Regions from separate parts of the Homo sapiens genome. Here region 2 is linked to region 1. Evidence: read pairs that join two places in POLR2A ChIA-PET (ENCODE). Cell type or tissue: HepG2. All regions are shown on one strand. Links, peaks and the distances in the headings refer to the core of each region. The heading gives the core; the rest is flanking DNA. Region 1 overlaps RASGRF2 (Ras protein specific guanine nucleotide releasing factor 2). Region 2 overlaps RASGRF2 (Ras protein specific guanine nucleotide releasing factor 2).

Region 1 (5,386 bases), core at 291-5,290:
GCCTGATTTCACTTGTTTTGGGGGGTAAAATATCTCTTTCGCTCTGGAGGTTTAAAGAAGTAGACATTTGCATTTGTGCTGAATTAAACATGTTGGTTTAATTTTAAAGGGATTAAAGGCTATGTGATTTCCTGTCACTTCATTACTAGTCATTTTAGCCTTCCTAAATTGACCACAAGCAGAGGATTTTAATCATCGAATGAATTAGGCAGAGCTGCGTGCGAACTCTGAAATATTTGTGGGAGATGGAGAGTGTGGATGGTGGATTTTCATACTACTTCACGTTGTCTAATTATAACCAACTCAACTTTTGTTTACTGAACACAAAGGGAAAATGGAATAATGATATTTGCTAAATCTTATACAATGTTAAAAAATATAATTTAGGGAACAAAATAATTTATTACTTAAACTTTGTAATTATCCTTCTCTTTAAAGTTAAATGAAAAAAAAATCTCATGGATTAGCAAAATTGAGTTATTTTAATTTTGGCTACACTAAGCCTTACTATTTAGATTGTTGTGTAAGAATTCAACACAGAAAAGTCCATCCCTGATGTGACAGATGTATTAATACATAAAAATGCATTATTGTTGTGAACAACTATTTTTCTGTGGGTTTCATTAAGTGACAACTAAGCGCATTGTCGAGGGGTAGAAAATACTTGTAGTGTTATAACAATTTTTCCCTTCTTTTGACAATTAAAAAATAGAGAAATTTTTCTCCCACTGGATGATGACAAGACCTAAAGCATGTGTGATAACCAAATGTTTCTGGTTTTAGCAAGCAAATGTCAGTGGTTCATTAAAACAATTGCTGATATTGCTGTCTGTTTAATGCAGATTATATTTTTAAATGGATTTTTTTCTGCAGTTTTCAATACTACTTAAATATGCATGCCACAGTCAGTATAATTTTAATTTTTTGGAATGAAATTACTTAGTCTTTATGATTATTTTGTAATGAAATAAGTCAGATTGACCAACCATATGGATTTGCTCAAGTCTTAAATTCTACTTTTCACAGGTTTAAAGTGGCTTTCTATTTTTATACCTATTTATTTGTTCTACAAGAAAGGGATATATGTTTGTGTGTGTGTGTGTGTGTGTGTGTATGTGTGTGTGTGGTGTTTATTCAGTTTGTTACCCTTCTACTATTTTCTACCGTTGAATATTAAACCTTTGTTAGGCGGTTATATATTGGAGTTTGCAGATTTTGATTTGTACATTAACATTTCAAGACCTGAGTTATAAATCCCATCTATCTATAATTTGGGGAGCTTTATTTTTCAGGACTAAGGATATGGAATGATTCTGTTAAATTACTCACAATATAAATTCCTCTCTGAAATTAGTTTACCTTAAACAAAGACTGTAAATAGTAAAATTTTATTGATATTTAAATGAAACTAGAAATGATATTTGTTAAATATCAACATAGCACTGTGATAAATGTTTGATTATTTTATAACATTTGGCCTTTATTCTAAAATCTAACCATTATTCTAAAATTATCCATTACATTTTTATTGGTGCAACTTTTAAATTTTAGCTGATTGAGAAGTTATAAATACATGAATTTGGTTCCGCCAAAGGGAATATGTTAGCATTTTTGCCCAAGGAGTTAAAAATGTAATTGTGTATATATTTAGAAAAAAACAGTAGCAGGTTTGTTGTTGTTGTTGTTGTTGCAGAAAATATTGGCATCAGTAGGTGGAACAGAGATGCAAAAAGCACATGGACTCACAGTTTTATTTTTTTACTGGCACTTGAAAAACTAATGATTTAATGAAAAATAAGGATTCAAATCATTTTTCCTAAAACTTATTACAGTGACTACAAAATGCTTCAAATATACTTTTAGGGAGAAAGCAGGAAAAAAATAACAAGTTTGAGTTGGTCTGTGTTTATTTAACTAATATACTACAGTGTTTCTTTTCTTTGTTAAAAAACTGTAAAGCAAGAAATGAGACAGAAAGTTGGGGAGGCCTATATAAGAATAATTTACAGCTTTAGATTAAATAAGTTAATCAGAATTTTAATTCTCATAAGATCTGAGAAGATAAAGATAAAATGATGTAAAAAAAGCAATCCTTAAAAATAAAATTTGTTGGCCGGGTGTAGTGGCTCACGCCTATAATCCCAGCACTTTGGGAGGTCGAGGCAGGTGGATCACCTGAGGTCAGGAGTTAGAGACCAGCCTGACCAACATGGCGAAACCCTGTCTGTACTAAAAATACAAAATTAGCCAGGCGTGGTGGAGCATGCCTGTAATCCCAGCTACTCAGGAGGCTGAGGCAGGAGAATCACTTGAACCTGGGAGGTGGAGGTTGCAGTTAGTCGAGATCACGCCATTACACTCCAGCCTGGGCAAAATAAATAAATAAACACATAACATCTCTTGGTAAAGAAATAAATAAAAATAAAATAAAATTTATTGATCCTTTAGTGCTTAATTAAAAAAAAATTCAGGTCACAATATCTGTTTTTAGCTCTTATGATACTTACCAGTATGACATTGTGAAGACCTGTGGTGATGGAAACAGCAGGGATATGAGTGGTACTTTTTATTATTTTCAGGGTACTGAAGTGTTTCATTTTGTCATTGTCTGATTTAATTTAGACATGCCTGATTCATTTCCTGGACTGTATTTATAAGCCCATGCCATTTGTGTGACTAATGTAAACAGTGGGGTCAGTTCTTTCAAATAGAGGGACTGTTGAAAAGCTAGGAGGTTTCCTGCATTTAGCAATGTGGAAATAGGGAGGTGATAACTTGGTCTAAGGCTCAGTAGATAACATTATAACTGATCACAAAAGAAGTCATGACGAGATAATGTCAGTGATTCATAGGAATAGGAGGCCACTCATATTAATATGAATTTGCTTTCTTTTAAGAATGTAAGAATATCAGTTTCTAGGTGAAGTGCTGGTGTTGTGTATGGTTCAGTTCAGGATTTAAACTGCATAGGATTCAGTCTTGGCTCTGCTACTTACCAGACACATGATCTTGAGCAATTTCTCTTTCTAAGCCTGGCTCCCTGCCTGGAATATGGAGATCCGGATAGTACCTGCTCCATCAGGTTGTTGTGAGGCTCACAGGCCAAGCTCTTGGCATAGGCCTGGCACATGGTGAATGGTCAGCACATTTGCCAGCTAGCATTTTTATTACTCTCTTTGATATTCCTCTTTTTATTTTCATTATTAGGATGACTTAGAAAGTATTTTCCTTTCCTTTCCCTTTCAAAAATACTTTAACACACACAAAATAGAATATTTCAGGGAATGCCAACCTACTCATCCTCCAGCTTCAACATCTTCATCTTTCTGCCATTCTTGTTTTATCTGTCTCCATGTGTACATTTTTTTTTTTGTTAGACCACTTTAAAGCAAGTTCCAGACATTGTATTATTTCACTTGTAAATAAGGAACTTTTTTCCTTTTTGGCATAGCACTTTTTTGGCACTGGAGATTGCACTGGATATAGCTCTGAAAAGGACTATCTTGGAAAGAGTTCATAATGAGTTTCTGTTAATAATGTGTGCTATTATAAAGGTAGCCCTCTTTTTTGTTTCTTTCATGTTATAATAAAGGAAAAAACTTAAGACAATAGTTGTGAAGACATAAAGGAGATGGAATTGGCTTTTAAATAAGTCCTAGTATGTTAAATCTTAAAGGGAAGGAAGTTTGAATCAATTTTAAAAATTGAGACGGAGTCTTGCTCTGTCACCTGGGCTGGAGTGAAGTGGCGCAGTCATAGCTTACTGAAGCCTTGAACTCCTGAGCTCTAGCGATCCTCCTTCCTCAGCCTCCCAAGTAGTTGGGACTACAAATGTGTGCCACCACACCCAGCTAATTATTTATTTTTTTTTGGAGATGGGGTCTCCCTGTGTTGCCCAGGCTCGTCTTGAACTCCTGGCCTCAAGCAATTCTCCTACCTTGGCCTCCCAAAGTGCTGAGATTACCAGCATGAGCCACTCTCCCTGGCCAAAATGAATTGCATAACCATGATCATGGTGTAAAGTGTTTTCATGATTTGATCCCACTCTAAGGGGCAATTAAATCATTGGTGATCCTCTTACTGAGATCTTCTTTCCATTTACCCAGCTCCTCCAGCTGTGCAGGACTCTTTTTTTTTTTTTTTTTTTTTTTTTAAGTTGGAGTCTCGCTCTGTCACCCAGGCTGGAGTGCAGTGGCGCCATCTCAGCTCACGGCAATCTCTGCCTCCCAGGTTCAAGTGATTCTCCTGTGTAAGCCTCCTGAGTACCTGGGATTACAGGTGTGCACCACCACACCCGGCTAACTTTTGCATTCTTTTTTTAGTAGAGACAGGGTTTCACCATGTTGGTCAGGCTGGTCTCGAACTCCTGACCTTGTGATCTGCCCCCCTTGGCCTCCCAAAGTGTTGGGTTTACAGGCGTGAGCCACCACGACTGGCCAGCACTCTTTTTTCTTTTTTCTTTTTTTTTTTTGAGACAGAGTCTCACTCTGTCACCCACGCTGGAGTGCAGTGGCGCGATCTTGGCTCACTGCAAGCTCCGCCTCCAGGGTTCACACCATTCTCCTGCCTCAGCCTCCCAAGTAGCTGGGACTACAGGCACCCGCCACCACGCCCGGCTAATTTTTTTTTGTATTTTTAGTAGAGACGGGGTTTCACCGTGTTAGCCAGGATGATCTCGATCTCCTGACCTCGTGATCCGCCCGTCTCGGCCTCCCAAAGTGCTGGGATTACAGGCGTGAGCCACTGCGCCTGGCTAAGCACTCTTATTTAGAATCAAGGATAAGAGTTTCCTACACAGATGCCAATAATACTTCTTCTTCTTTTTTTTTTTTTTTTTTTTTTTTTTTTGAGACAGAGTTTTGCTCTTGTTGCCCAGGCTGGAGTGCAATGGTGCGATCTTGGCTCACTGCAACCTCCGCGACCTGGGTTCAAGCGATTCTCCTGCCTCAGCCTCTCGAGTAGCTGGGATTACAGGCATGCACCACCACCCCGACTAATTTTGTATTTTTAGTAGAGACAGGATTTCTCCATGTTGGTCAGGCTGGTCTTGAACTCCTAACCTCAGGTGATCTGCCCGCCTTGGCCTCCCAAAGTGCTGGGATTACAGGCATGAGCCACCGCGCCCTTTGCACAGTTTTTCAACAGTGAGAATGTCATCCATGAGCTAATGTCTCATCCAACTTTCACAATCAATTCTGAGACCCAACAGCTGGTCAATATTATTTTAGGGCAGTTACTAAGGCTTCATTAATCAAGTGTGTAGTTGGCTTTTTCTAGTATTGTTAAACTTTTATCTAGGGTTAGTTGGTTTCTGTCCTATGACTGATTGTTTTAGGCCCTTTTGATTGCAAGGGAGAGGTATGAACTAGAGTTGTCTTGAATAATG
Region 2 (5,386 bases), core at 174-5,173, 61 kb after region 1:
TTTCTTTCTATCTTCTCTACTTAAGCTCCCTCAGTGGTCTCCCTAGGGCCAAGACTCTGCAATGTGTCCCCCAAGGAGCCTTTTTGCCTCTTCATCCAACATTTGCATAGGAGATGCTCCCCTCAGTCCTGTCTGGGATTTACATATGTACCCACACTGGAACTCTTGGCCCACATCCTGGAACCCATGACACCAATGCCTTCACTGCACTCTCAACACTCCCAATGCACGTACAAACAGAAAAGAAATAAGTAGGTAGAAGGCAGAATAGTGAATGGGAGAGAGAATGCTTGGGAAATGGTAAAGTAACTGTTGGATAAGCCTGCAATTCCAGTCAACTTCATTAATGTAGCTAATCTAAGCAGGAAATCCAGGTAAATTAACTAAAAATTATGACTAATGAAATGGTTTGAAAAAGCTGCGTATGTATTTTTAAGGGCGAAAAAAAAAGCAGGCAACTTTTTGGAGGCAGAGGACAGGTTATATTAACTTTTTTATACTTTGAAGTCCTAATACAATGTTTTATCAGTAGTTGCAGGAGCCCAATAAACAATTATTTAATAAAAGACAGGTCAAAGTCAACCAGCTTGTTGAAGCTGAAACATTTTGGGGAAAGATTTCGTGAATAGATAAGAATGAGTGGAATTGAGTAAATCCAAGAATTTGCACATAGGTGTTTTTCCCCCAGTTTCCTGCTTCTTATTTTTTCCCCATTTTTAAAAGTTGAGATATAAATCATATCCCATAAAATTCACCATTTTAAAGTATACAATCCAGTGGTTTTCAGTATATTAGCCAGCTTGTGAAACCATCACCACCGTCTATTTCCAGAATGCTTTCATCATTCAAAAAAGAAAACACAGTGATGGTGGTTGCATGACTTTGTACATTTGTTAAAACCCATAGAACCCTAATAAACTATGGGCTTTAGTTAATAATTATGCATCAATATTTGTTCATCAACTGTAACAAACATGTCACATATATGCAAAATGTTAATAATGGGAAAAACTGTGTGTGGGGGATAGAGCATATGGGAGCTTCCTGTACTTTCTGTTCAGTTTTTCTGTAAACCAAATACTGTTCTAGAATGTCTGTCAATTAAAAAATAGTGATAAAAAAACTCCTCACCCATTAGCAGTCACTCTGCTCTGCCCATTCCCCTCGCTCCTGGCAACCACTTACCTGTGTTTTGTCTCTTGCATGAGTTCTTTGAAGAAGCATTTAAGCCATTTGTTTTGGTAGTTACAGTTAAGAGATTGCCGAGTGTTTCTACATTAAAATGTCACATCCTTATAACTCCCATCTGCCCTTGCTCAAAACATTAGTGAAGGATGAAATATGCTTTGAAAAATTAAAATGCCATAGCTTTTCATAAAAATAGGAGAAAAATGAAAATCTTGTCAGTCTAAAAGTGTAGTAAAAACATTTCTGCTATGCGAAACCTGAAGTTCCAGGTCTGTAAACTCTGCAGCAGGCAGAGTCAGCTGCGAGTTTGAAACTATGGGACAGAATCACTGAGAAGCATTCTAAGAATGGCTTGGGATCACAGTCACACTCAGAGAACTTGAACTGGGAACTATGTTGAGGTCGTCCTGGAGCAACATGCATGTGGCAGCTTATCTGTAGTGGTTGAGAAATCAGTGAAAATAATAAAGAGATATACCTGTGTGGAGAGGCTCAATGACTATATCGGCAATATCTGCAACATCACCATGGAGTGGGGGTGGGGAGTTGGAATTTGATCTGCCAGTCAAAGAGCTGGTTCTGGTCTGGGATTCTTGAGGGTCCAGATAAATATACAGAATTGGAGGGAAATCTTCCCACTCTAGACGAGCCTGAAAACTGAGATTCTAAGACACCAGATTACCAGAAAGACATCAGAAATGCAAACAATTAGGAAATAAATTTTTCTCAATGAAATGCACATCATAAATTTTAATTTGCATTTAAAATGCAAATCATAAATTTTAATTTGCATTTAAAGTGCAAATCATAAATTTTAATTTGCATTTAAAGTGCAAATCATAAATTTTAATTTGCATTTCACTGAGAAAAATTTATTTCCTAATTGTTTGTATTTCTGATGTCTTTCTGGTAATCTGGTGTTTTAGAATCTCAGTTTTCAGGCTCATCTAGAGTGGGAAGATTTCCCTCCAATTCTATATATCTATCTGGCCCCTCAAGATGAGATATAATTTAAAAAGTACATTTGGGACTCATAAAGATATGGAAATAGCATCCATGAAAAGGACAAGAAATTATAAAACAAAAACAGGTAGCTGTGAATCAAGGACAGGTAGATATGAAAATGATTCTACCAGAAGCCATGAAAATAAAAAATTTGCTATTAAAATAAAAATAACTTGGGAGGTTCCAAGATGGCCGAATAGGAACAGCTGCAGTCTACAGCTCCCAGGGTGAGCGACGCAGAAGACAGGTGATTTCTGCATTTCCAACTGAGGTACCAGGTTCATCTCACTGGGGCTTGTCAGACAGTGGGTGCAGCCCATGGAGCATGAGCAGAAGCAGGGCAGGGCATCACCTCACCCGGGAAGTGCAAGGGGTCGGGGAATTCCCTTTCCTAGCCAAGGGAAGCCCTGCCAGATGGTACCTGGAAAATTGGGACACTCCCAACCTAACACTGCGCTTTTCCAATGGTCTTAGCAAACAGCACACCAGGAGATTATATCCCACGCCTGGCTCGGAGGGTCCCATGCCCACGGAGCCTCGCTCACTGCTAGCACAGCAGCCTGAGATTGGACTGCAAGGCAGCAGTGAGGCTGGGGTAGGGGTGTCTGCCATTGCTGAGGCTTGAGTAGGTAAACAAAGTAGCTGGGAAGCTCTAACTGGGTGGAGCCCACCGCAGCCCAAGGAGGCCTGTCTGCCTCTGTAGACTCCACCTCTGAGGGCAGGGCATAGCTGAACAAAAGGCAGCAGAAACTTCTGCAGACTTAAACATCCCTGTCTGACAGCTTTGAAGAGAGTAGTGGTTCTCCCAGCACACAGGTTGAGATCTGAGACAGACAGACTGCCTCCTCAAGTGGGTCCCTGACCCCCGAGTAGCCCAATTGGGAGACATCTCCCAGTAGGGGCTGACTGACACCTCATATGGCCGGGTGCCCCTCTGAGATGAAGCTTCCACAGGAAGGATCAGGCAGCAACATTTACCGTTCTGCAATATTTGCTGTTCTGCAGCCTCCGCTGGTGATACACAGGCAAACAGGGTCTGGAGTGAACCTCCAGCAAACTCCAACATACCTGCAGCTGAGGGTCCTGACTGTTAGAAGGAAAACTAACAAACAGAAAGGACACCCACACCAAAACCCCATCTGCACGTCACCATCATCAAAGACCAAAGGTAGATAAAACCACAAAGATGGGGAGAAACAAGAGCAGAAAAGCTGAAAATTATAAAAATCAGAGCACTTCTCCTCCAAAGGAATGCAGCTCCTTGCCAGCAATGGAGCAAAGCTGGACAGAGAATGACTTTGATGAGTTGAGAGAAGAAGGCTTCAGACGACTGGTAATAACAAACTTCTCCGAGCTAAAGGAGGATGTTTGAACCCAACACAAAGAAGCTAAAAACCTTGAAAAAAGATTAGATGAATGGCTAACTAGAATAAACAATGTAGAGAAGACCTTAAATGACCTGATGGAGCTGAAAACCATGGCACGAGAACTATGTGAGGAATGCACAGGCTTCAGTAGCCAATTCGATCAAGTGGAAGAAAGGGTATCAGTGATTGAAGATCAAATAAATGAAATGAAGTGAGAAGAGAAGTTTAGAGAAAAAAGAGTAAAAAGAAACAAACAAAGCCTTCAAGAAATATGGGACTATGTGAAACAAAATCTACGTCTGATTGGTGTACCTGAAAGTGATGGGGAGAATGGAACCAAGTTGGAAAACACTCTTCAGGGTATTATCCAGGAGAACTTCCCCAATCTAGCAAGGCAGGCCAACATTCAAATTCAGGAAATACAGAGAGTGCCACAAAGATACTCCTCGAGAAGAGCAACTCCAAGACACATAATTACCAGATGCACCAAAGTTGAAATGAAGGAAAAAATATTGAGGGCAGCCAGGGAGTAAGGTCAGGTTACCCACAAAGGGAAGCCCATCAGATTAACAGCAGATCTCTTGGCAGAAATTCCACAAGCCAGAGGACAGTGGGAGCCATTATTCAACATTCTTAAAGAAAAGAATTTTCAACCCAGAATTTCATATCCAGCCAAACTAAGCTTCATAACTGAAGGAGAAATAAAATCCTTTGCAGATAAGCAAATGCTGAGAGATTTTGTCACCACCAGACCTGCCTTACAAGAGCTCCTGAAGGAAGCACTAAACATGGAAAGGAACAGCCAGTACCAGCCACTGCAAAAACAGGCCAAATTGTAAAGACCATCAATGCCAGGAAGAAACCGCATCAACTAAGGAGCAAAATAACCAGCTAACATCATAATGACAGGATCAGATTCACACATAACAATATTCACCTTAAATGTAAATGGGCTAAATGCTCCAATTAAAAGACACAGACTGGCAAATGGATAAAGAGTCAAGACCCATCAGTGTGCTGTATTCAGGAGACCCATCTCACGTGCAGAGACACACATTGGCTCAAAATAAAGGGATGGAGGAAGATCTACCAAGAAAATGGAAAACAAAAAAAGGCAGGGGTTGCAATCCTAGTCTCTGATAAAACAGACTTTAAATCAACAAAGATCAAAAGAGACAAAGAAGGCCATTACATAATGGTAAAGGGATCAATTCAACAAGAGGAGCTAACTATCCTAAATATATATGCACCCAATCCAGGAGCACCCAGATTCATAAAGCAACTCCTTAGAGACCTACAAAGAGACTTAGACTCCCACACAATAATAATGGGAGACTTTAACACCCCAATGTCAACATTAAACAGATCAACGAGACAGAAAGTTAACAAGGATATCCAGGAATTGAACTCAGCTCTGCACCAAGCAGACCTAATAGACATCTACAGAACTCTCCACCCCAAATCAACAGAATATACATTCTTCTCAGCACCACTTAACACATATTCCAAAATTGACACATAATTGGAAGTAAAACACTTCTCAGCAAATGTAAAAGAAGAGAAATTATAACAAACTGTCTCTCAGACCACAGTGCACTCAAACAAGAACTCAGGATTAAGAAACTCACTCAAAACCGCTCAACTACATGGAAACTGAACAACCTGCTCCTGAATGACTACTGGGTACATAACGAAATGAAGGCAGAAATAAAGATGTTCTTTGAAACCAATGAGAACAAAGACACCACATACCCAAATCTCTGGGACACATTTAAAGCAGTGTGTATAGGAAAATTTATAGCACTAAATGCCCACAAGAGAAAGCA

Evidence for each region. Peaks named below come from ENCODE experiments on the same cell type or tissue, not always from the same donor. Only the 100,000 strongest peaks of a DNase experiment are listed, where the experiment ranks them.
Region 2: POLR2A ChIA-PET joins it to region 1 with 5 read pairs; 6 of 35 experiments call an interaction of 5 or more read pairs at or near these places.

What each region holds. Positions count from the first base shown.
Region 1 is chr5:80,964,996-80,970,381 of GRCh38, forward strand. The region is part of intron 1 of RASGRF2 (Ras protein specific guanine nucleotide releasing factor 2); the gene reads left to right. Among named protein-coding and RNA genes, the nearest start is that of RASGRF2-AS1, 6.8 kb to the left of the region's middle. In HepG2, for the core only: no CTCF peak of the experiment used is centred there; a DNase peak (open chromatin) is centred at 2,726; H3K4me3 peaks cover 1,644 bases.
Region 2 is chr5:81,026,311-81,031,696 of GRCh38, forward strand. The region is part of intron 1 of RASGRF2 (Ras protein specific guanine nucleotide releasing factor 2); the gene reads left to right. Among named protein-coding and RNA genes, the nearest start is that of RASGRF2-AS1, 68 kb to the left of the region's middle. In HepG2, for the core only: no CTCF peak of the experiment used is centred there; no DNase peak of the experiment used is centred there.